Linked DNA regions of Homo sapiens: region 1 is linked to region 2. Evidence: chromatin loops called from intact Hi-C (ENCODE). Cell type or tissue: heart right ventricle. All regions are shown on one strand. Each heading gives the region's core, and the rest is flanking DNA. Links, peaks and the distances in the headings are about the cores only.

The links. Hi-C counts contacts between places; a loop is a spot of excess contacts. Peaks named below come from ENCODE experiments on the same cell type or tissue, not always from the same donor. Only the 100,000 strongest peaks of a DNase experiment are listed, where the experiment ranks them.
Region 1: it touches region 2 in a loop (6-fold over the local background); 29 of 110 quality-filtered maps call a loop at or near these places.

What each region holds. Positions count from the first base shown.
Region 1 is chr6:110,991,572-111,007,150 of GRCh38, forward strand. It overlaps RPF2 (ribosome production factor 2 homolog), which reads left to right. Exons shown (of 10, transcript NM_032194.3): 4 at 176-215; 5 at 5,612-5,693; 6 at 8,140-8,216. Among named protein-coding and RNA genes, the nearest start is that of RPF2, 17 kb to the left of the region's middle. In heart right ventricle, for the core only: a CTCF peak has its summit at 8,305 (motif pointing left); no DNase peak of the experiment used is centred there.
Region 2 is chr6:110,673,354-110,688,932 of GRCh38, forward strand. All of the region lies in intron 2 of CDK19 (cyclin dependent kinase 19), which reads right to left. Among named protein-coding and RNA genes, the nearest start is that of CDK19, 130 kb to the right of the region's middle. In heart right ventricle, for the core only: a CTCF peak has its summit at 9,168 (motif pointing right); a DNase peak (open chromatin) is centred at 9,208; H3K27ac peaks cover 1,586 bases.

The sequences.
Region 1 (15,579 bases), core at 4,886-12,885, 320 kb after region 2:
ATAGTATCACTAGCTCCTAGAATGGTAGCCTGGCATATAACAGGCACTGAATAAATATTTGAATGAATGAATATCCTTTCAATTGTTTTATCATCTGAATATAAAATTACCTTAATATATTAATTGTATATACTTATTTAGATTATTAAAATTGTCACTTTTTTGATATTCTTAGGAAAAATATTACAAGACCTTTTGAGGATCAGACATCACTGGTAAGTATAATAATCTTTATGATTTAAGAAAGCATATAAGTAGTAATTATTCAGACTAATTCATTTGTACTCCAAATTTGTGATTTTTTTAAACATTAGAAGTCATCCTGTGTGAGGGAATTTTGTGTAAAATGGAGAGGAAATACTTTAAAAAATATCTATAGAGCTTTCATTTCACTATGGCTGGGAAATGTGTTTTTCATTGCCTGCAAATATATTGATAAAATTTTTAAAACTTGGCCGGGCGCGGTGGCTCACGCCTGTAATCCTAGCACTTTGGGAGGCCAAGGCAGGTGGATCACCTGAGATTGGGAGTTCAAGACCAGCCTGACCAACATGGAGAAACCCCGTCTCTACTAAAAATACAAAAAAAATTAGCCGGGCGTGATGGCACATGCCTGTAATCCCAGCTACTAAGGCGGCTGAGGCAGGATAGTCACTTGACCCCGGGAGGCAGAGGTTTCAGTGAGCCGAGATCACGCCATTGCACTCCAGCCTGGGCAACAAGGGTGAAACTCCGGCTCAAAAAAAAAAATATTTAAAACTTGAGTTGCATTTAAAGGACATAATGAATTTTCAAAAGGAAGTTTGTTATAGATCTATTTTTATAAAGCAAGTTTGAGTTTTAAAAATATGACTCTTCCTTCAGATGTTTTTACTTTTTTTTTTTTTTTGAAGCTTGGGTCTTGGTATGTTGCCCAGGCTGGTCTCAAACTCCTGAGCTCAAGCAATCCTCCTGCCTCAGTCTCCCAAGTAGATGGGACTACAGGTGTACACCATCACACACAATTGGATACTTTTAAAACAAGGAACACTACCTGAATTATTGCTAACAGATGTCAGTTGCTTTCCTAGAGTTAATCAGATTCTTATTTGAGTGTATAGTCAACCAAAACTAAATGAAAAAACTGGTTAGTGAAATCAAAGATTGTTTATAGTAAATGGAGAATGATGAATGGACTTTCAGTATGTGATGATATTGGTTTCTTCCTTAAGAAAATCATCAGGGGCCAGACACAGTAGCTCACGCCTGTAATCCCAGCACTTTGGGAGGCCAAGGCAGGAGGATCGCTTGAGCCTAGGAGTTCGAGACCAGCTTGGAAAACGTAGCGAGACCCTGTCTCTATTTAAAAAATAAAAATAAAAAAACTTAATATGATTATGTTTTCTTGATAGGAACCCATTGTTTATTTTGAAATAGGGTCTGGCTCTGTTGCCTAGGCTGGAGTGCATTGGAATGATCTCTGCTCACTGCAGTCTCCACCTCCCAGACTCAAGCCATTCTCCCATGTCAGAAGCAGGGACTGCAGGTGCACGACACGATGCCTGGCTAATTTTTGTAGAGATAGGGCTTTGCCATGTTGCCCAATCTGGTTTTAAACTCCTGAGCTCAAATGATCTGCCTGCCTTGGCCTCCTAAAGTACTGGGATTATGGGTGTAAGCCGTCACACCCAACCAGGAACCCATTATTTGTTGTTGTTTTTTTTCTTAAGTTCACTTGACCTTTTTAATGTTTTTTTTTCTTTTAGTTAGTGAATTTAAAAGAAAGAAATTAATCTCAATGATAAATTAGATTAAAATCAAATAATCTTATTGTAACTAACTGCAGTGAAAATTAAGATAGTATTGATAAAATGCATTTTACTCAGTTTTTTTCAAATTACTTTTATTTGTCTCAGGTTTTTTACAGTCATTTGTTGAAGAGATCATGAAAGTAAAAATATAAGATTTATCTCAGAATTCTCTTTCATATAGTACTTAATCAAGGCCTGGTTTTGTTTTTGTGATACCATAATGCTTTTAGTTGCATGACCACTTTGTGGCAGTGTTACATAGTGAAAGCTGTAGCATTTGAGCTTTTTTAGTCTAGTGTTGATAAAAGCTGACAACAGCTTTTCTTACACTTGAGGTTGTGACATTCCCTCTATTTGATCTCCCACCTCCAGTTATAGTATATATTTATTAGCTATCTGAATCCCAGACCTACGGAGCTCAAAATGGCTATGGAAGGAGTGGTTGTGTTGGAAATAGTGGTCAATTTTCTCCTCCTGACCCTCTCCACACATTTTTTTTACTACAATCTTGGATAAATGAGTTTTGCTGCTTTAGAGAGGGGTTGGCAAAAATATACTGCTTGCAGATCAAATCCCTCTTTGTGTGAGGCTCATGAGCTAAGAATGGTTTTTACATTTTTAAAGAGTTGGTTAGGCTGGGCATGGTGGCTCATGCCTGTAATCCCAGCGCTCTGGGAGGCCAAGGCGTGTGGATCACCTAAGGTCAGGAGTTCGAGACCAGCCTGACCAACATGGATAAACCCTGTCTCTATTAAAAATACAAAATTAGCCAGGCGTGGTGGCACATGCCTATAATTCCAGCTACTCGGGAGGTGAGGCAGGAGAATCACTTGAACCCGGGAGGTGGAGGTTGCGGTGAGCCAAGATTGTGGCATTGCACTCCAGCCTGGGCAACAAGAGTGAAACTCCATCTCAATAAAAAAAAAAAAAAGAGTTGGTTAGGCTGGGCACCGTGGTTCATACCTCTAATCCCGTTGTTTTGGTAGGATGAAGTGGGAGGATTGCGTGGGGCCAGGATTTCTAGACCAGCCTAGGCAACATATTGAGATCCCATCTCTTAAAGAAAATTTAAAAATTGGCAGGAAATGGTGGTGGGAGCCCAAGTGCTAACTATCTGGGAGACTGAGGGTGGAGGATCAGCTGAGTGCAGGAGTTTGAGGTTATAGTGAGCCATGATTGCACCACAGCACTTTTAGCCTGGGCAACAGAGTGAGACCTTGTCTCACAAAAAAAAGAAGAGTTGGCTAAAAACAAAACAAAAGAATGAGCCTAAAATACTTATTATATGGCTTTTTGCAGGTAATTTGACTACCCCGTTCTAGAATTTTAAGAAATAAAAAGCAGACTTTGTGGAGAATGGGATGAGTATATATACACACACACACACACACACACACACACACACACACGAGTATGTATGTATATAAAACACTCAAGTATATATGAGGGGTGTTTTATGGAAAGCTTTGAGATGTTAGTCATACCATGAAAATGTTTTTAAAATTTTAAGAAAGTAATTCCATTGATTTAGACATACAAAATAAATATATATATTTTAATTGAGACAGGGTCTCACTCTGTCACCCAGGCTTGAGTGCTATGGCGCCATCTCAGCTCACTGCAACCTCCACCTCCCGGGTTCAAGCGATCCTCCCACCTCAGTCTCCTGAGTAGCTGGGACCACAGGTGTATACCACCATACCCGGATTTTTTTTGTATTTTTACTAGAGACGGGATTTTGCCACGTTGCCTGGGCTGGTCTCCAACTTCTAAGCTCATGCAATGCACCCACCTCAGCCTCCCAAAGTGCTGGGGTGACAGGCAAGAGCCACCACACCTGGCCATAGAAAATATTTTTTGGACACCCACTTTGTTCAGGACATTGTACAACTTTGTACAAGGTGTGTTCACATATGACATCGCATGTGGCCTTTGCAAGTTTTTGCAGGAGGTGGTATTATCCCTATTGATAAAGTTAATTCTCAGAAAAGATTATTTGTCCAGATATTTAGTGGCAGAGCCTGAATTCTTGGACTTTCTGACTCTGCATCCCCCACTCTGGTTGTGGACAGGCCAGGTGGGTAGTTGTTTGCCATTTATGCTTCTGTTTAGAGGCTAGAATGAATGATAACCAAACTAGGGGCCCATACCTTGGAGAGTCTTGTAAGGAGTAAAGAAAAATGGAGGGTTATGACTCTTTCATCTGTTTTTTTCTTTAATATTAAGTTAAGAGGCTTTCCAATTGATTTCTGGACTAAAACATGTTGATTCTAATTTTCGTGCTAAAAGTGGTGATCTCAGTAAACTGAATCAAAGCATGCGGGATGTGGAGACTACAGGCATAATGTAAAAAGAGCTGTCTAGGATTAGAACCCCACACCTAGATTTTTTTAGTACTCTGAAATCTGTAATGGAAGTCTGTACTTCTGAGAACCAAATGGATAAGATCTCTCTCTTTCTTTTTTCCAAGATGGTGTCACTCTGTCACCCAGGCTGGAGTGCAGTGATGCCATCACGGCTCACTGCATGTAGCCTTGATCTCCTGGTCTCAAGCGATCCTTCCTCCCACCTCAGCCTCCCAAGTAGGTGGGACTATAGATGCTCATCACCATACCCAGCTAATTTTTTGTATTTTTCTTAGAGACAGGGTTTCACTATGTTGCTCAGGCTGGTTTCAAACTCCTGATCTTAAGCCATCCACCTACCTCAGCCTTCCAAAGTGTTGGGATTACAGACGTGAGCCACTGCACCCAGCCAGATAAGTTTTTTTTTTTTTTTTTAAGATAGTCTTGCTCTTATTGTCCAAACTGGAGTGCAGTGGTCTTGTTGCCCAGACTGGTATGCAATGCTTTTGTTGCCCAGGCTGGAGTGCAATGGTGTGATCTTGGCTCACTGCAACCTCCGCCTCCCAAGTTCAAGGAATTCTCCTGTCTAAGCCTCCTGAGTAGCTGGGATTACAGGCATGCACTACCATGCCTGGCTAATTTTTTTATTTTTAGTAGAGACAGGGTGTCACCATGTTGGCCAGGCTGGTCTCAAACTCCTGACATCAGGTGACCTCAGGTGATCCGTCTGCCTCAGCCTCCCACAGTGCTGGGATTACTGGCATGAGCCACCTTACTGGGCCTCGTGTGTTTTGAATGTATGCAATGATAGTAGTGATATCCTGCGAGTAAAAGGAATTTGTTCAGCAAATGAAACACTTGGTGTGCTATTCCAAAATGACAGCATAACAAAATAAATGGTTTCATTTTATTTATTAACTGAATAGTTTTCATGTATTCTTAGTCTTGAAATGCACATCTTTTCCCTAAGTACCCCAAATCAGGAAACTTGAAGTAAAAAGCTGGAAATACCTTTCCTCTGTATTTTTCTTTCTGGTTCATTAAGTCTTCATTAACTTCCACTGGAAGAAAAAAACTGTTAGAGTTTTTTGTTTCGTTTTGTTTTGTTTTTTTTAGACAGAGTCTTACTCTGTTCCCCAGGTTGGAGTGCAGTGTCGCATTCTCAGCTCACTGCAACCTCTGCCTTCTGGGTTCAAGCGATTCTCGTGCCTCAGCCACTAAGGTAGCTGGGATTACAGGCGTGTGCCTTCACACCTGGCTGTCTTTTGTATTTTTAGTAGAGATACGGTCTTACCTTGTTGGCCAGGCTGGTCTCAAACTCCTGATCTCAAGTAATCAACTCGCCTCGGCGTCCCAAGTGCTGGGATTACAGGTGTGAGCCACCGTGCCTGGCCTGAAGGTAAGATTTTTAAAGGTAAGATTCTTAAAGTTCTTAAATTTATGCATGGACTAAATGGGATTTATTTGGTTTTATAGGAATTCTTTTCAAAGAAGTCAGATTGTTCTTTATTCATGTTTGGCTCCCATAATAAGAAGCGGCCAAATAATCTAGTAATAGGTAAGTATAATTTACTTTTTAATGTTTTCACTGATAGAGTCAATTTGTTAGCAGCAGCGAATTCATACGGGTCTGCAGCAACTTGGTTCTTGCCTCTTCAGAGGAAATAATTCATCCAAGAGGCATAGGCAGAGTAAGAGACTGAGGGAAGTATTTGAACAGGAGTGAAAGTTTATTAAAAAGTTTTAGAGCAGGGGCCTGGCATGGTGGTTCATGCCTGTAATCCCAGCACTTTGGGTGGCGAGGTGGGTGGATCATTTGAGGCCAGGAGTTCGAGACCAGCCTGGCCAACATGGTGAAACCCCATCTCTACTAAAAATACAAAAATTAGCCAGGTGTAGTGGCGCGTGCCTGTAGTCCAGCTACTCAGGAGGCTGAGGCATGGAGGTAGCAGTGAGCCAAGATGGCGCCACTGTACTCCAGCCTGGGTGACAGAGTGAGACCTTGTCTCAAGGAAAAAAAAAGTTATAGAGCAGGAACAAAGGAAGTAAAAGGAAGTGAAGTACGCTTTGAGCGCCAAGCAGGCAACTTGAGAGATTCATGTGTGCTGTTTGACCTTTGACTTGGGGGCTTTATATGTGTTGGTATGCTTCAGGGGGGTTGGTGTCTCTTCTCCCTTGATTTTTCTTTTCTTCTTTTTTTTTTTTTTTCCTGAGACGGAGTCTTGGTCTGCTCCATCACCCAGACTGGAGTGCAATGGCCCAATCTCGGCTCACTACAACCTCCGCCTCCCGAGTTCAAGCAATTCTCCTGCCTCAGCCTCCCGAGTAGCTGGGACTACAAGTGCCCACCACCACACCCAGCTAATTTTTGTAATTTTAGTAGAGACGGGGTTTCACCATGTTGGCCAGGCTGGTCTTGAACTCCTGACCTCAAGTGATCCACCCGCCTTGGCCTCCTGAAGTGCTGGGATTACAGGCGTGAGCCAGCATGCCTAGCCTCCTACCTTGATTTTTCCTTGGGATGAGCTGTCTGCCTGTGCAGTGGCCTGCCAGCACTGGGAGGGGCCACATGCACGGTGTGTTTATTGGAGTTGTACGTATGCTCATTTGAAGCATAGAGCAAGTTCATATACCAGTTGAAGTCAGCCATTTTGCCTCCTAGTGTGCATGCTTGAGCCCACCCACCCAACTCCTGAGATCTTATTGGGAAGCAGCTGATTACTAGCTGCTGATTACTGCTGATCCACCCACCTTGGCCTCCCAAAGGGCTGGAATTACAGGCGTGAGCCACTGTGCCCGGCCTGATCTAAAAATTTTTTATTCAATGTCACAAGGTGAAAACAAAACCAAAAAACCCCACCAAACTAGTTTACAGCTTATTGATTACTCCTGATTCCTCAATACCATCAGTTAATCTGAGTCACAGAGCTTGTTACAGTAGATAGGCAGACACGCACAGGACAGGAGAGGCTGCCCACTCACCCGACCCCAACCAGGAATGTCAGGCGACCATCAGGTGACAGTCAGGCAGCTGTTTAACTGTCTCTCTAAAATAATAATTGGTTGCAGCCAGTGCCAAGGAGAGGCAGGCTCCCAAGAAATAGATTACACACCTGTAATCCTAGTTACACAGGAGGCTAAGACAGGAGAATTGTTTGAACCAGGGAGGCAGAGGTTGCAGTGAGCCGAGATCATGCTATTGCACTCCAGCCTGGGTAACAGAGCAAGTCTTCATCTCAAAAAAAAAAAAAAAAAAATTTATGTCGGTCAGCAAGTAAAGAATGGGGCATATAAATATGACCCTACCAATACAGTGAAGTGCCACAAGTAAGAAAGAATATGAAAAGATTCCCTGGTAATTCATGTTTCTTAGAATGCCTTTTCCTTCTGTCTCTGTCGGAATCAAATTCTGGTTTAAATGGGAAGCGTGGTCTCTTCGGGCTCTCAGCATCCCTGCCTACTTAGTTGTAGATGCAGCACAATTACTTTATACTTGCATTGAGTGTCTCTGAGCTCCCAAATAGCATGGATCCATTGGAATTGGGGGGGAAAATTATCCTAAGTTGTAGATATTTTTTTCATATGAAATATATATATGTACTAAATCAATATTAGAAAAAAAAATGTATCGACCCACATAAATTAATCCTTCTCTAATATCTATTGAATAAATAGATTTGAAAAAGAACCTTTACCTCAGTGTATTGAGATTGAGCCTGGCATGCTCACTGGCTTAGGCAAGCCCTTTACCTTCTGTAGGCTGTCATTTATTCTTCTATAAAATAAAGGAGTTGGGCTAAGTAATATCTGAGATCCTTTCCATGACTAATATCATAAAAATCAATAAGTAGAGTTGAAAATGTAAGAAAGTGGGATATGTTTGCGGGGGTATAGGGAGAAAAAAGAGGCAGATATTAGGACATTTTGAATACACAGCTCTTGTGGGTATATGTAAGGTGGCTCTTTGGGAAAAATACATGCTTAAAAATACATTTTCCTTCCAGGTCGTATGTATGACTACCATGTGCTGGATATGATTGAATTAGGTATTGAGAATTTTGTCTCTCTAAAAGACATTAAGGTAAGATACTCATAGAAATGAAAAGTATTTTGTAATGCTTCTCTTGACCAGTAGTGACATCTTGTGGTGAAGAGTACTGATAGAGTTTTGTAGATCAAGAACTTTGTGTTTTTATTTTGACATGCTCCAGGATAAAAATACAATTTTATTTTACCTTTCTTTTAAAAAGAGGAATATATTTGTAGTGAATAGCAACATATGTGGACTTTGTGGCTGTTAGACTTCAGACTGTGGTTACTAATTCTTGTCTAGGCCATAGTTTTTTTATTTTTTGTTTTTATTTTTTGCTTTTTTCATAGTTTGAATTTATTTTTTATTATTTTGTTTTATTTTTTTGAGACAGGGTCTCACTCTGTCACCCAGGCTGGAGAGCAGTGGCATGAACATGGCTTACTTCAGCCTTGACCTCCTGGGCTCAAGCAATTCTCCTACCTCAACCCCCAAGTAGCTGGGACTACAGGCACATGCCAGCACGCCCAGCTAATTGTTTTGTATTTTTATTGTAGAGACAGGGTTTTGTCATGTTTCCCATGTTGCCTAGGCTGGTCTCAAATTCCTGACCATGGTGTGAGCCAAAGCACCTGTAGGTCTATAGTTTAAATACTGTCCTCTTCCTCTGAATTATCACAGCACCTATTTTATGGAACCTTAGAAAAACCTGTAGAATTTTCAAATTGAACCCAGGAAGCTCTGGCTGATTCTATAGTATGTTGGTTACTAACCACCAAATGGCAGGTCAGTTCACCCTTGGGGAGTTGCATCTTTGTTTTAATGATATTATGAAATAGAAAGTAGTAAATGGTAGTAAAAATACTCTTAGAAAGGCAGGAAGAGTGTTCTAACTCAGCTCCTGGGTACAAATTGGGCTTCTGTTCCCTCAGAACTCTGCTTCAGGCTTAATCTATCTTATCAAATACATTATTTCACCTAGACCTCATAGCAATCTGGGTAAGGCCTAAGTAATTTTCTTTTTTGTATAGATTGGGAGATTGAAGGCCCATAGGGGTTTCATTGGTGAACTAGAATCACACATATGGTCAGTATAACCAAGATTAGGACTCTAGGGCTTTGAGAGAAGTGATGTTGTTGGTAATAGAAGGTTATATAACTGCTCTCAGTTTATGGGTTTTTGAGGCTCATGGTCTAGTTGGAAGTATTGTAGCAAAAATGTATAATTACTCTTTTCCTGACTTTAAGAGGAGGACATGCTTTCCAGGTTTGGTAGAATTCCTGTACTAAGCAACTTTATCCCGTGAGTTTGGAAAAAAAGGTTCTTACCAGATCCCTATTTAGTCAGTCACCCCAGTTTCCTCAGGTACAGGTGGAACAGTGGTCTGAAATTAGATTTAGAGGCAGAACACTTGGATTTGAGGCCTGTCTTGGCTATTTAGATGACATTTGTGACCTGACAAGTCAATGGCTTCCTTGACCTTCAGTTGCAATCACATGTAAAATAAGTATAACAACATCAAATGAGATAATATATGTGAAAATGCTTATCAGTAAAGATAATATTTTGTAACGTATTTTGTAAAGTACATAAACTGTGATGCTTGATTATGGTGGAAGCCCTCATATTATTTTTCTTTCTGTTTTTTTTTTTCTTTCGAGACAGGGTCTTGCTCTGTCACCCAGGCTGGGGCGCAGTGGCGCGATCTCAGCTCACTGCAGCCTTGACCTCCTGGGCTCAAGCAATCCTCCCACCTCAGCCTCCCAGGTAACTGGGACTATAGGTGTGTGCCACCTCACCTGGCTAATTTTTTTTTTGTAAAGACAAGCTCTCACAGTGTTGCCCAGACTGGTCTCAAACTCCTGGGCTCAGGAGATCCTCCTCCTCAGCCTCCCAAAGTGCTGGGGTACCCAGCTGTCATTATTATAGTGTCTCTTTGGGACCATGCACGAATCTCTGGAGATGACCAGCATAACCCCATTTCACCTTTACCACTGCCACTAGCTTATCACCAGCTTAGTGGGAGGGAGCACTGGCTGATGAGCACCTTCCAGTCCCTCTACTCTTTCCATTTCACTTCCAAAGCAATGAAATACTTCAGTCATTGTGCAGCTTCTAAACTAGACCACAGTCCAGGCTCTCATGCCTGTAAGCCCATCACTTTGGGAGGCCCTGGCGGGAGGATTGCTTGAAGCCAGGAATTTGAGACAAGCCTGGGCAACGTAGTGAGACATTGTCTCATATATGTATAAAGTAAACCGGCTAGGCGTGCTGGCTCACGCCTGTAATCCCAGTAGCTTGGGAGGCCAAGGAAGGCAGATCACCTGAGCTCAGGAGTTTGAGACCAACCTGGCCAACATGGTGAAGCCCCATCTCTACTAAAAATACAAAAATTAGCCAGGCATGGTGGTGCACGCCTGTAATCCCAGCTACCTGGGAGGCTGAAGCATGAGAATCTCTTGAACCCAGGAGGTGGAGGTTGCAGTGAGCTGAGATCATGCCACTGCACTCCAGCCTGGGTGACACAGCAAGACTTTGTCTAAAAAAATAAAAATAAAAAAGTAAACTGGACCACAAAACCATTATTGTTTGTCAGGTCTCATTTCTTTTTTTGTTTTTTAGAGACAAGGTCTCACTCTGTTGCCCAGGTTGGAGTACAGTGGTGGGATCACCGCTCACTGCAGCCTTGAATTCCTGGGCTCAGGCTATCCTGCCTCAGTCTCCTGAGTAGCTAGGACTGCAGGTGTGTGCCACCATGCCCAGCCACATTTTTTTTTAAGAAATGGGGTCTCACTATATTGCCCTGGCTAGTCTCAAACTCCTGAGTTCAAGCGATCCTCCCGCCTTGGCCTCCCCAACCACTGGAATTACAGGCATGAACCACTGCACCCAGCCCAGGTCTCATTCTTAACAAGAACCATTTAAATTGAACACTACATTTTCACTCATGGAGTGCATATATAACTATAAATTTTATTAATTGAGAATGTGCTTACATTGGCAATTCCTACATGTACTCAGACTTATTAGGCAGTCTTTTTTTTTTTTGAGAGGGAGTTTTGCTCTTGTCGCCTAGGCAGGAGTACAGTGGCATGATCTCGGCTCACTACAACCTCTGCCTCCCGGATTCAAGCAATTCTCCTGCCTCAGCCTCCCGAGTAGCCGGGATTACAGGCGCCCACACTCGGCTAATTTTTGTATTTTTAGTAGAGATGGGGTTTCACCATGTTGGCCAGGCTAGTCTTGAACCCCGACCTCAGGTGATCCACCCGCCTCAGCCTCCCAGAGTGCTGGGATTATAGGCATGAGCCACCGTATCCAGCCCTAGTCTTTCATTTTTTACCCCCCCCCCTTTTTTTTTCTTTTTAATTTTCTAACACCAGTGTCACCAATACCCCATTATTTGGTTACAGGTTTATATTTTTAATTTGTTTTGGTACACTTTCCCTTATTTTCCCTTTACTTCTCCCTTGTCTTTAAGACGTTGTGCTAGATATTTCTTACCTCACCTACCTACTTTTGTTGCCAACCCTCATTCCTCCGTTAACTTGTCCTTCTCCTCCACCCTCACCAGACAGAGTCTTGCTCCGTCACCCAGGCTGGAGTGCAGTGGCGTGATTTCGTCTCACTGCAACATGCGCCTACCTGGTTCAAGCAATTCTCCTGCCTCAGCCTCCCAAGTGGTTGGGATTACAGGTGCCTACCACCATGCCCAGCTAATTTTTTTGTATTTTTAGTAGAGACAATGAGAATATTTAACTCTTTAAACAAGCTCATTGAGAATATTTAATATTAGACTCTACCAGGAAATTGAGTGAGTATTCTAGGAGCCTGTTTCCTCAAGATGGCCATACGTCAAAGGATGATTATATTCAATGAAGTAAGACTAGCCTGGACAACATAGTGAGACCCCGTCTCTACAAAATTTTTTTTTAAATTAGCCTTGCTTGGTGGCATGTGCCTGTAGTCCCATCTACTTGAGAGGCTGAGGTGAGAGGATTGCTTGAGCCCAGGAGTTTAAGTTGCTGTAAGCTATGATTGCTACACTGCAATCTAGCCTGGGTAACAGAGTGAGGCCTCATGTCTCCCCCACCGACGGAGTTTTGTTCTTGTTGCCCAGACTGGAGTGCAATGGCGTGATCTCGGCTCACTGCAACCTCTGCCTCCCGGGTTCAGGAGATTCTCCTGCCTCAGCCTTCCGAGTAGCTGGGATTACAGGTGTGCGCCACCACACCCAGCTAATTTTTGTATTTTTAGTAGAGACGGAGTTTCATCATGTTAGTCAGGCTAGTCTCAAACTCCTGACCTCAGGTGATCCACCCACCTTGGCCTCCCAAAGTGCTGGGATTATAGATGTGAGCCACCATGCCCAGCCAGCTCATCTATTGTAGACTCCTGCCTAGTTCAGGGTCTTCATCATGTGCATGTGACTAGCATTTTATTTTTATTTTTATTTTTATTTTTAGATGGAGTCTCACACTGTCGCCCAGGCTGGAGTGCAGTGGCGTGATCTCGGCTCACTGCAACCTCCGCCTCCTGGGTTCACGCGATTCTCCTGCCTTAGCCTCCCAAGTAGCTGGGATTACAGGCACACACCACCATATGCAGCTAATTTTTTGTATTTTTAGTAGAGACAGAGTTTCACTATGTTGGCCAGGCTAGTCTCAAACTCCTGACCTTGTGATCCACCCACCTCGGCCTCCCAGAGTGCTAGGATTAGAGGCGTGAGCCACTGTGCCCGGCCGTGACTAGTATTTTTAAAAAATGGAATAGAGTAAAAAATATCAGTGCTGTATGTATTAAGTATTGGGGTTTTTTTTTTTTTGGAGACAGGGTCTTGCTTTGTTGCCCAGACTGGAGTGCAGTGGTGCTATCTCAGCTCACTGCAACCTCCACCCCAAGGTTCAAGCAATTCTACTGCAACCTCCACCCCAAAGTTCAAGCAATTCTCTTGCCTCAGCCTCCCAAGTAGCTGGTTGAGCCACCACGCCTGGCTAATTTCTGTAGTTTTAGTAGAGACAGGGTTTCACCACGTTGGCCAGGTTGGTCTCGGACTCCTCACCTCAAGTGATCTACCCACCTCAGCCTCCCAAAGTGCTGGGATTACAGGTGTGAGCCACCACGCCCGGCCAAATATTGTTTCACATAACTTTTATTTGTCTTTGTATGATGTGTATACTGGGTGACAACTTCAAATTTTTTTTTTTTTATTACTATGCATTGTGGTCAGGATGGTTTGAAAACCAAAAGTTGTTGTTGATGATGCTGTGCTTTTTGTTCCCTTCTGTACACCTAAATAGACCCTATAGTCCTAGGGTCAGACTGGCGTGGTTGAAGCATGGAAGACTTGTTAGATCTGGAACGTCCTTTCAGCTTCTGTATCAGACAGACAGATGTTAGGCACATCTCCATCTCCTAAGTATAGACCGTTAAGGTTCCGGGTTTGGAAGTAGAGAATGTCAACAAGAGTGGTCATGGTGAGCAGCAAAGCAACAGGTGACCTCTGGTCCTAGGGCAGAGGGTGTTTGGTTTTTGTACTGTTTTTTTTGTTTTCTTTTGTTGCTGGATTTTGGATAGTTCTTGATTTTTGGTCAGAACAGAGAATTTATAGGAAGCTCAGACCAACAGTCATTCACCTTCCTCCATAAATTACTCATCCAGTTAAAGAATTTTTACTATTTCATTTTTTCCTCTTTGGTGGCTTCTAAATCCTCTTTTTAATCACATCACATTCTATTTGGTGTAGAAAATCTACAACTGGTGAAAATACTTTTTATAGTAAGAGTTTCAACATTGCTGATGAGAATTGGTCTATACTTTCTATAGCTTATGTAAAATTATATTACTTCTCATGTGAATGTCCAGCTGGTAGTTTAATTTAGCCTTCATTTTATTTTTATTTATTTATTGTTTTGAGGGTCTTACTCTGTATCCCAGGCTGGAGTGTAGTGGCAAGAGCACGGCTCATGGCAGCCTGGACTTCCCTGGGCTCAAGTGATCCTTCCACCCCAGCCTCCCAAGTAGCTGGGACCATAGATGTGCACCACCACACCTGGCTAATTGTTTTGTATTTGGTTTGTTTGTTATTGTTTTCTTGAGACGGAGTCTCTGTCGCCCAGGCTGGAGTGCTGTGGCGCTATCTCAGCTCACTGCAACCTCCACCTCCTGGGTTCAAGCAATTTTCCTGTCTCAGCCCCGACTAGCTGGGACTACAGGCACACTGCACCTGGCTAATTTTTGTGTTTTTTAGTAGAGACAGGGTTTTACCATGTTGTCCAGGCTGGTCTCAAACTCCTGACCTCAAGTGATGCGCCTGCCTCAGCCTCCGAAAGTGCTGGGATTATAAGGGTGAGTCACCGTGCCCAGCCTGTTTTGTATTTTTTTGTAGAGACCGTGTCTCCCAGGCTGGTCTCAAACTCCTGGGCTCAAGCGATCTGCCCTTCTTGGCCTCCTAAAGTGCTGGGATTACAAGTGTAAGCCACCACACCTAGCCTATAGCCTTCATTTTTTTTTTATTGAGATGGCATCTCGCTCTCACCCAAGCTAGAGTGCAGTGGTGCAATCTCGGCTCACTACAACCTCTGTCTCTTGGGTTCAAACGATTATCCTACCTTAGCCTCTGGAGTAGCTGGGACTACAGGCGTGTACCACCACGCCCAGCTAATTTTTTCTATTTTTAGTAGAAACAGGGTTTCACCATGTTGGCCAGGCTGGTCTTGAACTCCTGACCTCAAGTGATCAGCCCCGTCTCTGCCTCTGAAAGTGGTGGGATTATAGGCGTGAACCACTGTGCCCAGCCCATAGCCTTCATTTTAAAATACTTTTTATAGGGTATAGTGGGAAAGGCACAGTGGTACAAATAAATTATAATTAAACTTATTTATTCATGAGACAAGGTCTTACTCTGTCACCCAGGCTGGAGTACAGTGGCACGATCATGGCTCACTGCAGCCTCCACCTTCTAGGCTCAAGCGATCCTCCTACCTCACGTTCCGAGTGGCTGGGACCATAGGCACTCACCAGCATGCCCAGCTAATTTTTAAAAGTTTTTTTTGGCCAGTTGCAGTGGCTCATGCCTGTAATCCCACCACTTTGGGAGGCCAAGGCGGGCAGATCACCTGAGGTCGGGAGTTCGAGACCGGCCTGACCAACATGGAGAAACCCCATCTCTACTAAAAATACAAAATTAGCCAGGCGTGGTGGCACATGCCTGTAGTCCCAGCTACTTGAGAGGTGGAGGTTGCGGTGAGCCGAGATAGCGCCATTGCACTCCAGCCTGGGCAGCAAGAGTGAAAGTCCGTCTCAAAAAAAAAAGGTTTTTTGTAGAGATGAGGTCTCACTGTGTTGCCCAGGCTGGTCTTGAACTCACTCCTGGCCTCAAGCTGTCTTCCTGCTTTGGCCTCCCAAAGTGCT
Region 2 (15,579 bases), core at 4,759-12,758:
AGACATTTAGGGTGTTCTACCTTTTGGTTATTATGAATAATGTTCTCTATATATTGGTGTATAAATAACTATTTGAATCCCCACTTTCAATTCCTTTGTATATATACCCAGAAGTGAAATTGCTAGATCCTATGGTAACTCTATGTTTAATTTTTTGAGGAACCACCATATAGGTCATTTTTGTAAAAAAAAAAAAACTTTTTTTGTAGAGATAGAGTCTCACTACGTTGTCCAGGCTGGTGGAACAGCTGGTGGGTGAGGCAATCAGAATACACACAACATTTATAGATTAAGTTTGCCATTAATATTAGGACAATATCAATATTAGAAATACTTCCTTCAGGTGAGAAGTGATTTGGTATAAAAGAAAAATTTTTTTAAAGAAAAAAATAAAAATAATATTTCTTGTTCTTTTTTACAGTAGCATGGTATTTCTAGATCACCTCTTTTAATGTGGTCTCGAACTCCTGGCCTTAAGCAATCCTCCCACTTCAGCCTCCCAAAGTGCTGGGATTACAAGGTGTAAACCACTGTGCCTGGCCTAGGTCTCCTTTCCATATGTCATACAGATAGTTACTTCGTTGCTTCACAGATACTGTGTTTTTCCCAAGTAGAAGGTTTGTGGCAACCCTGCATCAACCAAGTCTACTGGCACCATTTTTCCAACAGCATGAAGCTCACTTAATGTCTCTGTGTCACATTTTGGTAATTCTTACAACATTTAAAACTTTTTCAGTATTATATCTGTTACAGTGATCAGTGATCTTTCATGTTACTATTGTAATTGTTTTGAAGCATCACAAATTGCACCCACATAAGATGGCAAACTTAATCTATAAATGTTGTGTGTATTCTGATTGCCTCACCCACCAGCTGTTCCCCCATCTTTCTCCCTCTCTTCGGGCCTCTCTATTGTCTGAGAAACAGTAATATTGAAATCAGGCCAACTAATAAAACTACAATGGCCTCCAACTGTTCAAGTGAAAGGAAGAATCTCACATATCTCTTGCTTTAAATCAAAAGCTAGAATGATTGAGCTTACTGAGGAAGGCACACTGAAAGTTCAAACAGGCTGAAAGCTAGGCCTCTTGCACCAGTTAGCCAAGTTGTGAATGCAAAGAAAAAGTTCTTGAAGGAAATTAAAAGTTCTACTCTGTTGAACACACAAAGATAAGAAAGCAAAACAGCCTTATTGTGGATAGGGAGAAAGTTTTAGTGATCTGGATAGAAGATTAAACTAGCTGCAACATTACCTTAAGACAAAGCTGGCTGGGCGAGGTGGCTCACGCCTATAATCCCAGCACTTTGGGAGGCCAAAGTAGGTGGATCACGAGGTCAGGAGTTCAAGACCAGCCCGACCAACATGGTGAAACCCCGTCTCTACTAAAAATAGAAAAAATTAGCTGGGCGTAGTGGCAGGTACCTGTAATGCTAGCTACTCGAGAGGCTGAGGCAGGAGAATCACTTGAACCCAGGAGGCAGAGGTTGCAGTGAGCTGAGATTATGCCAATGTACTCCAGCCCGGGCGACACAGCGAGACTCTGTCTCAAAAAAAAAAAAAAAAGACAAAGCCTAATCCAGAACAAGGCCCTAATTCTCTTCAATGTGTGAAGGCTGAGAGAGGTGGGGAAGCTGCAGAAGAAAAGGCTGAAGCTAACAGAGGTTGGTTCATGAGGCTTAAGGAGAGAAGTCACCTCTATAACATAAAAGTGCAAGGTGATACAGCAAGTTATCCAAAAGATCTAGCTAAGATCATTGATGAAGATGGCTACACTAAACAACAGATGTTCAATGTAGACAAAAGAGAATTCTATTGGAAACAGATTCCGTGTAGGACTTTCATAGCTAGAGAGAAGTCAACGCCTGGTTTCAAAGCTTCAAAGGACAGGCTGACTATCTTACTAGGGTTTAACGCAACTGGTGATTTGAAGTTGAAGCCAATGCTCATTTACCATTCTGAAAATCCTAGGACCCTTAAGAATTATGCTAAATGGCCGGGTACAGTGGCTCACGCCTGTAATCCCAGCACTTTGAGAGGCCGAGGCAGGTGAATCACCTGAGGTCGGGAGTTCGAGACCAGCCTGACCAACATGGAGAAATCCTGCCTCTACGAAAAATACAAAACTAGCCGGGTGTGGTGGCGCATGCCTGTAATCCCAGCTACTCAGGAGGCTGAGGCAGGAGAATCACTTGAACCTGGGAGGCGGAAGTTGTGGTGAGCCAAGATCGTGCCATTGCACTCCAGCCTGGGCAACAAGAATGAGACTCCATCTCAAAAAAAAAAAAAAAAAAAAAAGAATTATGCTAAATCTACTCTACCTGTGCTCCATAAATGTAACAACAAAGCCTAGATGACAGTGCATCTGTTGACAGCATGGCTTACCGAACATTTTAAGCCCACTATTCGGACTGACTACCTAGAAAAAAGATTCCTTTCAAAAGATTACTGCTCATTAACAATGCACCTGGTCACCCAAAAGCTCTGATTGAGATGTACAAGGAGATTAATGCTGCTTTCCTGTTTGCTAACACAACATCCATTCTGCAGCCCGTGAATCAAGAAGTCATTTTGACTTCCAAGTCTTATTCTTTAACAAATACATTTCATGAAGCTATAGCTGCCATAGATTGTGATTTCTCGGATGGATCTGGGCAAAGTAAATTGAAAACCTTGTAGAGAGGATTCACCATTCTAGATGCCATTAAAAACATTCATGATTCCTTCAAGGAGGTCAAGGCATCAACATTAACAGGAATGTGGAAAAAGTTGATTCCAACCCTCATGGATAATTTTGAGGAGTTCAAGGTATCAGTGGAGGAAGTAAATGAGATGTGGTAGCAATAACAAGAGAACAACAATTAGAAGTAGAGCTTGAGGATTAACTGAATTTCTGCCATCTCATGATCAAACAGGTTTGGATAAGGAGTTGCTTCTTATGGATGGGCAAAGAAAGTGATTTCCTAAGATGGAATCTACTCCTGGTGAAGATGCTGTAAACACCACTGAAGTAACAACAAATAATTTGGAATATTACATAAACTTAGTTGGTAAAGTAGTGGCAGGGTTTGAGAGGACTGACTCAAATTTTGAAAGAAGTTCTAATATGGGTAAAATGCTATCAAATAGCATTGCATGTTACAGAGAAATCTTTCAAGAAAGGAAGAGTTCATTGATGCAGCAAACTGTATTATTGTCTTACTTTAAGAAATTGCCACCCCAGCCTTCAGTAACCACCACTCTAATCAGTTAGCAGCCATCAATACTGAGGCAAGACCATCCACCAGCAAAAAGATTATGACTCACTGAAGGCTTAGATAATCATTAGCACCTTTTAGCAATAATGTATTTTTTAATTAAGATATATACATTTTTATACATAATGCTACTGGACACTTATAGCAGTGTATATTTATACTGTAAACTATAGTATAATAAATATGACTTCACTGGGAAACCAAAAACTTTGAGTGACTTGCTTTATTACAATATTTGCTTTACTGCAGTGGTCTGGAACCAAACTTGCAATATCTCTAAAGTCTGCCTGTGTAAGAGGGAAGAGTGTAAAGTTTATAACTACATGCATTTACTAGAAATTCTTCCCTAATCCCCAAATTTGCATTTTCTAGAGCGTCAATATGCACTTTCTATTTCTGTGTACCTCTTATGCTTTTTCTACCCTATGGGTTTCTATAAGTCACTAAATATCAACATGAAGGCCGACTGAGGCAAAGAAATAGCAAACTAATGTTACCTATATCTATTTTGTTACTTCTTCTAATTCACCTTTCACTCTGCAGCCAGGAGTGATATTTCAAAAATCCTTAACTGATCATCTGTCACTATGAACAGGTCTAAGGAATCAAAGCAAGAGATGAGGCAAAGACCATATAAAAGGAGCCTTGTAAGCCATGCAGAAGTGTCACCATTGGCAGGGCGCGGTGGCTCATGCCTGTAATCCCAGCACTTTGGGAGGCCAAGGCGGGTGGATCACGAGGTCAGGAGATCGAGACCATTCTGGCTAACATGGTGAAACCCCGTCTCTATTAAAAATACAAAAAAAAATTAGCTGGGCGTGGTGGTGGGCACCTGTAGTCCCAGCTACTCCAGAGGCTGAGGCAGGAGAATGGCATGAACCTGGGAGGCGGAGCTTGCAGTGAGCCGAGATCGCGCCACTGCACTCCAGCCTGGGAAGCAGAGAGAGACCCCATCTCAACATAAAAAAAAAAAAAAAAAAAGGAAGAAGAAGAAGAAGTGTCACCATTGAGGTTCTCTAGTATCACTGGCAACATGGTAGGGTAAATGGGTCAGTGGAGAAGCCAGCTGTTAGAAAAGGTACCACCCTTTGATTACCTTCTGTACATGTTTTATGACTCTCAGATTTGGCCTCACTGAATTATATTAGAGTATCTTTCAATGTTTTAACTGTTTGCATCTCTCCCCTGCCCTCCTCCTGCATTAGACCATAAGGTTCTTGAAGACAAATACAATTTTTACTTACTAACTTATTTATTTTGAGACAAGATCTCACTTTGTCTCCTAGGCTGGAGTACAGTGGCACGATCATAGCTCACTGCAGCCTCAAACTCCTGGGCTCAAGCCATCCTCCTGCCTTAGCTTCAGTAGCTGAGACTACAGCTGTGAGCCACCATGCCCAGCTGATTTTTTTATTTTTTTGTAGAAATGGGGTATCACTTTGTTGTCCAGGCTAGTCTTGAGCTTCTGGCTTCAAGTGATCCTCCTGCCTCGGCCTCCCAACATGTTAGGATTCCAGGTGTGAGCCACCACACTAGCCCAGAAAGACATTTTAAAATTTATTTCTATATTCCTAGGGACTAGCACAATGCCTGACACATTGAAAGAGCTCTTTAAGTGATCTCATCTAGTCTGCGGGCTTTAAATGTCACCCATATGCATTAACTCCCAAATGTTTACCTCTAGTCCACCCATCTCCCCTGAACACCAGCTATGTGTATCCAGCTGCCTCAAGAGCTCCATTTGAATGTCTAAAAGCCAAAACTGAGGTTGCGCTCTCTACCTCCACTACCCTCTATTCCAGTACCTCCAGTACCTCTATTCCCACTGCTCTTCCCTCGCCTCAGTTAATAGCAACTCCATCATTGCAGTTATTCAGGCAAAAACCTCATCTACTTTAACTCTTTTCCCAAATATCTCCTCCTCAGTGAGTCTTCCCTAGCCTTTCTATTTAAAATCGCAACCACCATTCTGCACTTTATCTTTCTGCAAGTACTAACACTTTCAAACATACCATAACTCTATATCCCTTATCTACAATTCTAAAGAAACTGTAGAAAATCAAAAGCTTTCTAGTAACTCAGGTAGAAAAATTATTTGTAATTCAATAGAAAAAAATGCATTGTTAGGGGCACATCCTTTCAGTTACCTGATTCTGATTCTAGAGAAGCTATTTTACAACTCTGTACATTACACATAACTGATAACGATGCAGAATAATTCTCAACTATAAGCATACAAATTATGTGCTGTCCGGTAGAGGTTCACTGACTTCCCTCCCCAATAGTGGAAGAAGCTGGTTTTGCCTCAATTTGCATATCCATTTCAATATTCCTGATCTGTACACGTACCTGTTTTAAAGTTTCTCCTTTGAATGGGCTATAATACCAGCTTGGTTCCTTCATTCAAAAAGTTAAATAAGCTGGATGTAGTGGCTCACACTTGTAATTCCAGCACTTTGGGAGGCCAAGGCAGGAGGACCACTCAAGGCCAGGAGTTTGAGACTAGTCTGGTCACACAGCAAGAGCCCTATCTCTACAAAAAAATAAATTAAATTAAATTATCCAGGCATGGTGGTGCAGGCCTGTAGTCCCAGCTACTAGGGAGGCTGAGGTACGAGGACTGCTTGAGCCCACGAGTTCAAGGCTGCAGTGAGTTATGATCGTACCACTGCCCTCCAGCCTGGGTGACAGAGTGAGACCCTGTCTCTAAAAAAAAAAAAAAGTCCAGGTACAGTGGCTCATGCCTGTAATCCCAGCACTTGGGGAGGCCAAAGAGGGCAGATCACCTGAGGTCAGGAGTTTGAGACCAGACTGGCCAACATGGTGAAACACCATCTCTACTAAAATACAAAAATTAGCCAGGCGTGGTGGTGGGTGCCTATAATCCTAGCTACTCAGGAGGCCGAGGCAGGAGAATCCCTTGAACCTGGGAGGCGGAGGTTGCAGTGAGCCAAGATCACACCATTGCACTCCAGCCTGAGCAACAAGAGCAAAACTGTCTCTAAAAACATAAAAAATTTTTTTAAAAAAAGAAAGTTAAATAAAATCATTAAAATGTGTTCATCTTATACCTGTATAACAGTCATAATTTTACCTTTTTTGAAAACAATCATTTAATACTCATTGTACAGAAATATGTCACTTAAACTGACAAGAAGCTGTTTATTGTCTGACATGAAGCTATTAAATGGACATGAAACTGTTTATATGTTATTTATTGTCTGTCTCTCTCCACTAACATATAAGCTCCATGAAGGCAAAGGTATTTGTTGACTTTATATCTCCAATGCATAAAATGGTACCTAGCACATAATAAGCATTCAATAAATATTTGTCAAATAAATTAAATCTACTCAACCGGTTCTTACTCACAAAATAACCAGTAATGGCCTGTAACCTAATAAAACTTTGCTACCCTTTCATAAGTTATTCTTTTTCAAAAGGTGTTTTAAATGATTTTGTTTTCAACAAATTGAATAGACAATATCTAAAATAATTATTCCAGGGACGCTAAGCCTCCACAAGCTCCATTTACTTTAGGCTTAAAAAGGAAGACTTCTTTAAATTAGCACCTACTCTACCAGAAGAATAAGAGTGCTGGCTTGAGGTAAAGAGCAGCAACACAGCTCTGAATATCTCAGGATGGGATCTTTAACCTGGTGTATAATTCGAAGAGCAAAGGAGTGCTATGAGGGTATTTCCTGAAAGGGCTGTGAGCACAATAAGTGCTACAAAATCCTAAAGAAAATAACACAAAGGAACAGGGGACACAGGGGAACACAAGTGAAGCAGATATTAACCTTATTAGTAGTTATGTCCAAGGCCAGTTTACTAAGAAAATGCTAGGCTCTAGATAAACATCACACAAGAGTGTATTCACTACCTCTGTTTACTGAAAAAAACAAAGAAGTTAACTTTCCTACTGTTGTTTACTGAAAGAAACAAATGAACAACAACAGTAAACAACCTAAATGTTCAATAATAAGAAAACTGATAAGTAAATTATGGTAAATAGCCACATATTGTAGCCTCAAATATATATACTAAAATATTTTAATTACTCGAGGAAAGACTATAACGTTGTGATATAATGTAAAAGGACCACAGGCTGGGTGCAGTGGCTCACACCTGTTATCCCAGCACTTTGGGAGGCCGAGGTGGACAGATCACTTGAAGCCAGGAGTTCGAGGCCAGCCTGGACAACATGGCAAAACCCCGTCCCTACTAAAAATACAAAAATTAGCCACGTGTGGTGGTATATGCCTGTAATCCCAGCTACTCAGGAGGCTGAGGCAGGAGAATCACTTGAACCTGGGAAGCAGAAGTTGCAGTGAGCAGAGATCGTCCCACTGCACTCCAGCCTGGGCAACAGAGTGAGACTCTGTCTCAAAATAAATAAATAAATAAAATAAAATAAAATATAAAGAGATATAAATAACAGAAAATGGGCTGGGCGTGGTGGCTCACACCTGTAATGCCAGCAGTCTGGGAGGCCGAAGCAGGCAGATCACTTGATGTCTTGAGATCAGGAGTTCACGACTGGCCTGGCCAACACGATGAAACCCCGTCTCTACTAAAAATACAAAAATCAGCCGAGCGTGGTACCGCATGCCTGTAGTCCCAGCTACTCGAGAGACTAAGGCAGGACAATCGCTTGAACCCGGGAGACAGAGGTTGCAGTGAGCCAAGATCGCACCACTGCACTTCAGCCTGGGCACCAGAGTGAGACTCTGTCTCAAAAAAACAAAAAACAAACAGAAATATGCCAAAACATTAACAATAGTTATTTCTGGGTGTGAGATTATGCATAATTTATATTTCTATTTTTTCTATTTTACAAGTTTTCTTCAATGAGCATTACTCTTATAATTTAAAAACAAATACATACACACACCAGAAGACAGAACTTTCCAGAAATCCACCTACCAAAATAAGACACTATCATACTATCTCAGCTTCTTTTTACATGGTTATCTGAGAAGGGACACAGTGAAAGGAGATGGCCATACTTGTACTTTCCCCATCTCTTGGCAAAATCAGATTTTACCAACGGACTTTAATCTCTTGTCTAACAAATGTTTGTTCAACATGACATCATACAACTACAAATACGTGTAATCATACTTAAACAGCAATTAAGTAGACCATTATTTTCCTGTGTCTCATATTATATGATAACATCTTCCATGCCAGATACTCACAGCATAGTAACATGATCCCACTGGAGCCTAATGAAGAATGTTCAATGAACATGCCAATATTTTATCTGAGCTCCTTTCAAAGCATGTAAGTAGCTATTTTTAAAGTGTCCACTTTTCACTGTCCTAAATGTAAAATAATCTACAGTTAGAATTCTAAACTTTCTCTAGATCCTGACTCAATTTAGAGAGTCTGTACTAGACTAAAAATTCCAGAATCCATTCGTATTTTTATGTATACATCTTTCTTCCCTTTTCACTTTCTGTTCTCCAAGTCTATGATGCCCTCATGGGTCCCTGACTCCTTTTTCAAGGGCATTCTGAATGGAAAGATCCTCTTATACTTCAATTACTCACTTATCTCAAAGTAAATCCAATTTTCTATTCTTTTTTGATCTCTTTTAAGTAACAGTGTGATTCATTTGACCATCAATCTTTCCCCTCAGTGAGAACAGTATCACCGACTTTATTTTAGAAAGCACTGAGTATCATTTTTTAAAATGTCTTAACACCTCTTTCCCCTTCCCAAAGAACTGAAGGTAAATGAAGTAGGGTGTTTTATGGCAAATAGGAGATTTGCCTAATTCCAAAATGTTCCAATACTCCTAAAACTGTAAATTAAGAATTAGTATTTGAAAGTTGACACTTTCACACCTACGACAGGCCTTTTGGAAGCTGCTCTTTATAAACACATGAGATTCATCATAACCTTCCAGCAGGTGGCACTCATACTCTGAAAAGGGGTCTGTACAGACTAACACAGCTCTGGTTCAAGGTGGCCCTAAATCTTCTGCTTCATTTTACTTCAGTGACACTTCCTGGTTACCAGTCATAAGCTCCAGGGAGGTCAATGTTCCCCTTTGCCACCCAGTTGAAATGACAGTGAGGCAGTAAGTAAAATGCAAAAAATATAGGTTTTAGAATCAGAGGCTGAGTTTGAATCCTGTCTTACTAGCAGCAGTTAAGACATAAGGCAAGTTGCTTAACTCTTCTGAATCTCATAGAAGAATAAGATGTCTACTTACAAACATAAACAGTTTCCACAAAGAATAAATTAATATAAATAGATTAAATACACAGCACAGTGGGCCAGGCACGGTGGCTCACACCTCTAATCCTGGCACTCTGGGAGGCCAAGGCAGGTGGATCACCTGAGGTCAGGAGTTCGAGACCAGCCTGGCCAATATGGTGAAACCCAATCTCTACTAAAAATACAAAAATTAGCCAGGCATGGTGGTGGGCGCCTGTAGTCCCAGCTACTCGGGAGGCTGAGGCAGGAGAATCACTTGAACCCAGGAGGCGGAGGTTGCAGTGAGTCAAGATGGTGCCACTGCACTCCAGCCTGGGCAACAGAGCAAGACTGTCTCCAAAAAAAAAAAAAAAAAAAAAAAGTACATAGCACGATGCTTGGAACGAATTAAGCATTTGACAAATTATAGCTTTTATTATCATTTTTAACCACCACTATTTGCAAGAATGTTATGAAGAGTAAATCGGATAATCCAGGTAGAATGCCTGGCATTGTTCTTGATAAACAGTGGCTGTTGTCATTGTTGTACTTAAGTGAAAATTTCAATGCTAACCACTCCGGTTAGCTTTGACATCAGAGATACTTAGAGAGTGAGGCTGAGTTGGAAAATGCCACAGCATTTCCTTGCCAAAGTCCATGAAACACCCACTTAGTAGTTTCTATAATAATAAAATGGCTATATGAAAGTTATTTCCTTTCCCATTTTTCAACAATCTGGTTTCATTTTCTCTCTGACTTTTAAATTCTGCATGTACTTGGTCTAAGAGAGATATCTGAAACCAAGTAAGCTTTGCGATAAATAAGAAATTCACATCTCCTTGACTATGAGAGCATACCTATTCTTTTTTAGTATAAGTATTTAATCTTTTTTTTTTTTTTTTTTGGAGACAGAGTCTCACTCTGTTGCCAGGCTGGAGTACAGTGGCGTGATCTCAGCTCACTGCAACCTCCACTTCCCGGGTTGAAGTGATTCTCCTGCCTCAGCCTCCCGAGTAGCTGGGATCACAGACACATGCCACCATGTCTAGCTCATTTTTTGTATTTTTTTTTTTTTTAGTGGAGATGGGGTTTCACCTTGGCCAGGCTAGTCTCAAATTCCTGACCTCAGGTGATCCACCTGCCTCAGCCTCCCAAAGTGCCGAGAATACAGGCATGAGCCACCATGCCCAGCCTTAATCTTTTATTAACATATCCCATGAGAAAATTGGATATACTTCTTATAAATCAAGGGCACTCTGAATATACACAATTTAAATATGAAAAATGAAACAGATACAAACTAAAACAAAGAGTTTACAAAGTAAAATCTTAATTACCTGGAATTCTGAGGGGTATTCTAACTCATTTACTGATTCATTAAGTAAACTTTTGCTTGCAACCCTCCTTGTCAAAAACCTTCCTACCTTGACAGTTAAACAAAATGAAATTTGCATTTGACTCTATGTAGTCTTCTTTATTTATTTTTGTTGTTGTTGTTGATTTTGCATTGCTATAAGACCCTAGGCAGTCTTTCAGTCCCTTGGGATTTCGATAATCAACTACTAACAAATGTTTATGTCCTTCTTATTTATCCTTTTCTCTCCTTGAAATAGAATGGTGGGGTGGGGGGTGGGGAATAAGGGGTGGGGGACGTGGGTGAAACTAACCTAAAATTCCTTATTTAGATTCTGGCTTAAAAGAAAAAAGTATCGACTTATTCTCCAAATTCTGTCCCTAGTTTTCTTGTCCTTCTCCATTCCACAGTTTTTCTTAACATCTTACCCATGGACCTGAGCTTTAGCTGCTCCTTCTATGGAGAATCCCAAATCTCAATCTCTAGCCCTAATGTCACTCCTAAACTGACATCAATTTCCCAAGATGCATCATACAATACAACCAAGAGAATATCCCACTGTAACTCAAAATCCACAGATCCAAAACTGAGTATCACTTGCCCAACTTTACCTCCTAGTGTGTTTACTATACCTGCAATGATGCCAACATTTCCCAATCATCAAGGCAGGCTGAAAACCTTATCATCAGCCAGGCACAGTGGCTCACACCTGTAATCCCAGCACTTTGGGAGGCTGAGGCAGGTGGATCACCTGAGGTCAGGAGTTAGAGACCAGGCTGGCCAACATGGCGAAACCCCATCTCTACTAAAAATACAAAAATTACCAGGCATGGTGGCTTGTGCCTGTAGTCCCAGCTACCCAAGAGGCTGAGGCAGGAGAATCTCTTGAACCTAGGAGGCAGAGGTTGCAGTGAGCCAAGATTGTGCCACTGCATTCCAGCCTGGGCGACACAGCGAAACTCTGTCTCAAAAAAAAAGAAAAGAAAACCTTATAACCAGTGTTCACTCACCAAGTGCTACATACTCTGCTTCTTAAATATCATTCATTAATTCTCACCTTAATAATTAAAATAAACCCTTAACTAGTATATACACAGGTGCTCTTCTCTCTGCCTAGAAAGGTACAGAAACATATTTCCTATCTTCTTTGCCTGATAAATGCCTACTTACTTTTTAGAAAGAACTCATTTATCACTTCTTCTAAGAGGCCTTCCCTGAAACTCTTCTTCTGAAGTGTCTCTTCTATGTTCCCATCCATACTGAATTACCCTTAACACACTGCTAATTAAATAAAGTTATGACATAGTATAATTGTCTCCCCCTAACTGATTGTAAGATGCAGGGACTGTGTCTTCCATCTATACATTTCCATTGTCTTGCACAAGCCAAACACATGTAGATTTTCAACAAATGTTGGCTAAGTGATAATCCATCTCCTATCTCTTCTAATATACTCTATGTATTGACATCAGAATATCTTCCTAAGATAAAAAGTCTGATAAATTGTTAACTCTCCTACTTCGAAATTTTAGATGGCTTCAAAGTTAAAACTCCTAAATAGACCATTCAAAGCTATTCACCCCAAAGGCTAAAACTATTTTTCCTGTAAATAATTTATTTTGGAGGACCTGAGGCTCAAGCTAAAACTATACTGTAAAGATTTTAACCAAAAATATGGCAGGTGACTAAGATCAAGTTAAGGACAAGTGGGCTTTCCCCTGCAAAAGGGAGTATCATAATTGGCGTATGTATGGCCTTTACCTTCAGGATGCTCCATATGCAATCATCATGAATTGGCTTCTAAGTCGTCACTGCACAGAATTCTGCCCATTACGTCCCATGAAGCCTTGCCCTGGGACATGGGAATGAGGCAGAAGCATGATGGAAAATACCCAGCAGATAGCAATGGGAAAAAAAAGTCTAAAAATCTACCATTAGAAAACATTTGAGTGCCAAGCATATTTGAGGCACTGAGAGCCTTGGGGACTTTACAGCCTAAAAGGAACTGAAGAGGAGACAAAATGGACAATTTTTAAATTACAGTTATGGTGAGGCTATTAAGGAAAAATACAGAGTGCATATGTAGGAAACCTAACCTAGTCACGAAAGTCAGAAAAGATGCTCCTTAGGAAGTGTGCCTTATTGGAAAGAAGAGGAAATTGAGAATTTGAGCATTAATCAGCAGAAATGAGTGCTGGCAGTTATTTTCATTATATCATGAATACACAGACGCTAAAAGAACTCCTTAACTATTCATCTTCTGGGTGCAAACATCAGATAAAATCCCTACTTTATTCTAAATTTGCTATGGCAGATTTCCATCACTACATGATAGGGTGTATCTCTTATCTTTCCATATGAATATTAATAAAATCATCTAGCACAGGACCTAACAAAGTAGAGACTCAACAAATTTTAGATGAGTAAATGAAAGTAACAGTACATGAACTGGTTTTCAAACACGTTGGTTAAATGAAATTTATTCCATATTGAGAAAATATTATTTTCAAAACTGCCATTATCAAGCACCTACAAAAATATTCAAAAAAATTAGATTTCTCAAGGAAATAATCATAGGTTTGAAAAATAATCTGAAATTGACATTTGATTAATTAAGCATAATAAAGTGTAATTTTATCCTATGTGGCCATAGTAAACCTTAGTTTTATGTCAGTGCAAACTTGGGCTATTTGGTTTTATACCTAACCCATATCTTTATAACTTACACTTCTAAAATACATAGTTTCGGCCAGGTGCGGTGGCTCGTGCCTGTAATCCCAGCACTTTGGGAGGCCAAGGCAGGAGGATTGCTTGAGCCCAGGCATTCAAGACCAGCCTGGGAAACATGGGTGAGACCTCATATCTACATTTAAAATTAATTAATTAAAAATAAAATATATAGTTTGCATTTTCTGCTTTTACTAAACAAGCTATCAGGTAAAGCCCCCTAGAATTCATACCTTTCTCTACCTCCCAGATGGCACTGGCTGAGGATCTGAAGGGAGAGGAGGAGGTCAGCTTTCTGATGGAACTTACCTAACACATGTTGAAAGTTCCACTTTTCAGGACATTGGGCATTATCAGTGGTCAGACACCCCACCCCAGACACAAGAAATGGTACTAACTTTAACAAATTACAGCCAAGGGTTTTAATTATTAATGGCTAAATTACCAGTACCAATGATTCAATGTATTTTAGATCACTATGCTTCTAGAGAAGATAAACACAGTGAAGTCAAGGCTCAGACAAATTATCCATTTGTAGTTCCTGAAGACCTCACAGGAATTTTAACAGTAGTAATAAGGAAAGCAGCTAAATGATCTGACCCAAATACAGTCCAGGAAATAGTTACTGTATTGTTTCCATTAAACAAAAATGCCACTTCCTTCCCACTCTGCTAAGAAAACTGGGTACGTGTTATGAGAAAACACAGAGGGGGATGAGCTTCCACAATGAAGTAAATGATTTCTTTTATACTAAGCATTTACTAATTTTAATCAATAAATCCTAAAAATGGTATTTCCACTAAGAGTGATAACTTTAATTTTTTAAAAGAGCTATATTATTACATGTGTGGCTTTTATGTAAATGTTAAACAATGACTAGAAAAAGAATCTAGAAATCACTAAATTATAATAATGAAGAATAAGTAACACCATAACTTTCGATAATTTTGTGTTTTGCAGTGCACCTAAGGACAACATTAATCTGAAAGTAAGCTTTCCTTGAATTTCTAAGCTTTGATATTTACTGTCTATTCAAAGCTGCTTGAAAATAAATTATGTACATATTTTTTGCAGGGAGGGGTCAAATCTCACATACACTCTCCTCTTTGAAATGTTCTCCAGTGTAAGTTCTGGTCACATACTTCGATACACTTCAAACAAACACCCACAACGGGGAAAGGTTCTTTTAAATAAAATACACAGGGAAGGCCGGGCATGGTGGCTCATGCCTGTAATCCCAGCACTTTGGGAGGCCAAGGTGGGCAGATCACTTGAGGTCAGGAGTCTGAGACCAGCCTGGCTAACATGGCGAAACCTCATCTCTACTAAAAATAAAAAAATTAGCCAGGCATGAATCACCTGAACCTGGGAGCCGGAGTCGTGCCACTGTACTCCAGCCTGGGCAACAGAGCAAGACTCCATGTCCAAAAAAACAAAAAACTATATATATATATATAAAATGCAGGGAAGTTTTTTTTCCCAAGATGGCAGATTGGAGGCAGTGTTAGCATGCCTCTCCCACTAGGAAAGACAAAATAGTGTGTAGAGACTCACTCTGGGAACTTTTTTCCAAGAAGCAACGCAGGAACTTAGGAAACCTGAAAAAATCCACAGACCCTTTGAAAGAAGTGTCAGGCTGCAGCCTACACCGTGAACCAGGCAAAAAACTGTAAGTCTCCTGAGTGTGAGAAGGGGAAAGACTGCCTCCAAGATATACATCCCCACCAGGGAACCTGGAAATCCAGGCCACAGAGAAGGGCCTTAACCCCACCCAGCACAGGAGCTGATTTAGGGAGTGGTGAGGAATAGAAAGGTAGGAGCAGCAGTGGGAAGAGCCTTGCATGCATTCTCCAATGCAGACTGAGGGAAGCCATTCTACCTCACAGGGGACCTCGTGGAAGTCAGCCAGCTAACTCAGGCAGTGGCTGCAGGTTGAAAGAAGCCCTCAACTGAATTTCACAATGTAACCTCAAGTGGGGACAAACCCCCTTGGCCAGAACTAGGCGACGAGTGGGAAGTGTGCTGCAGCCATGAGT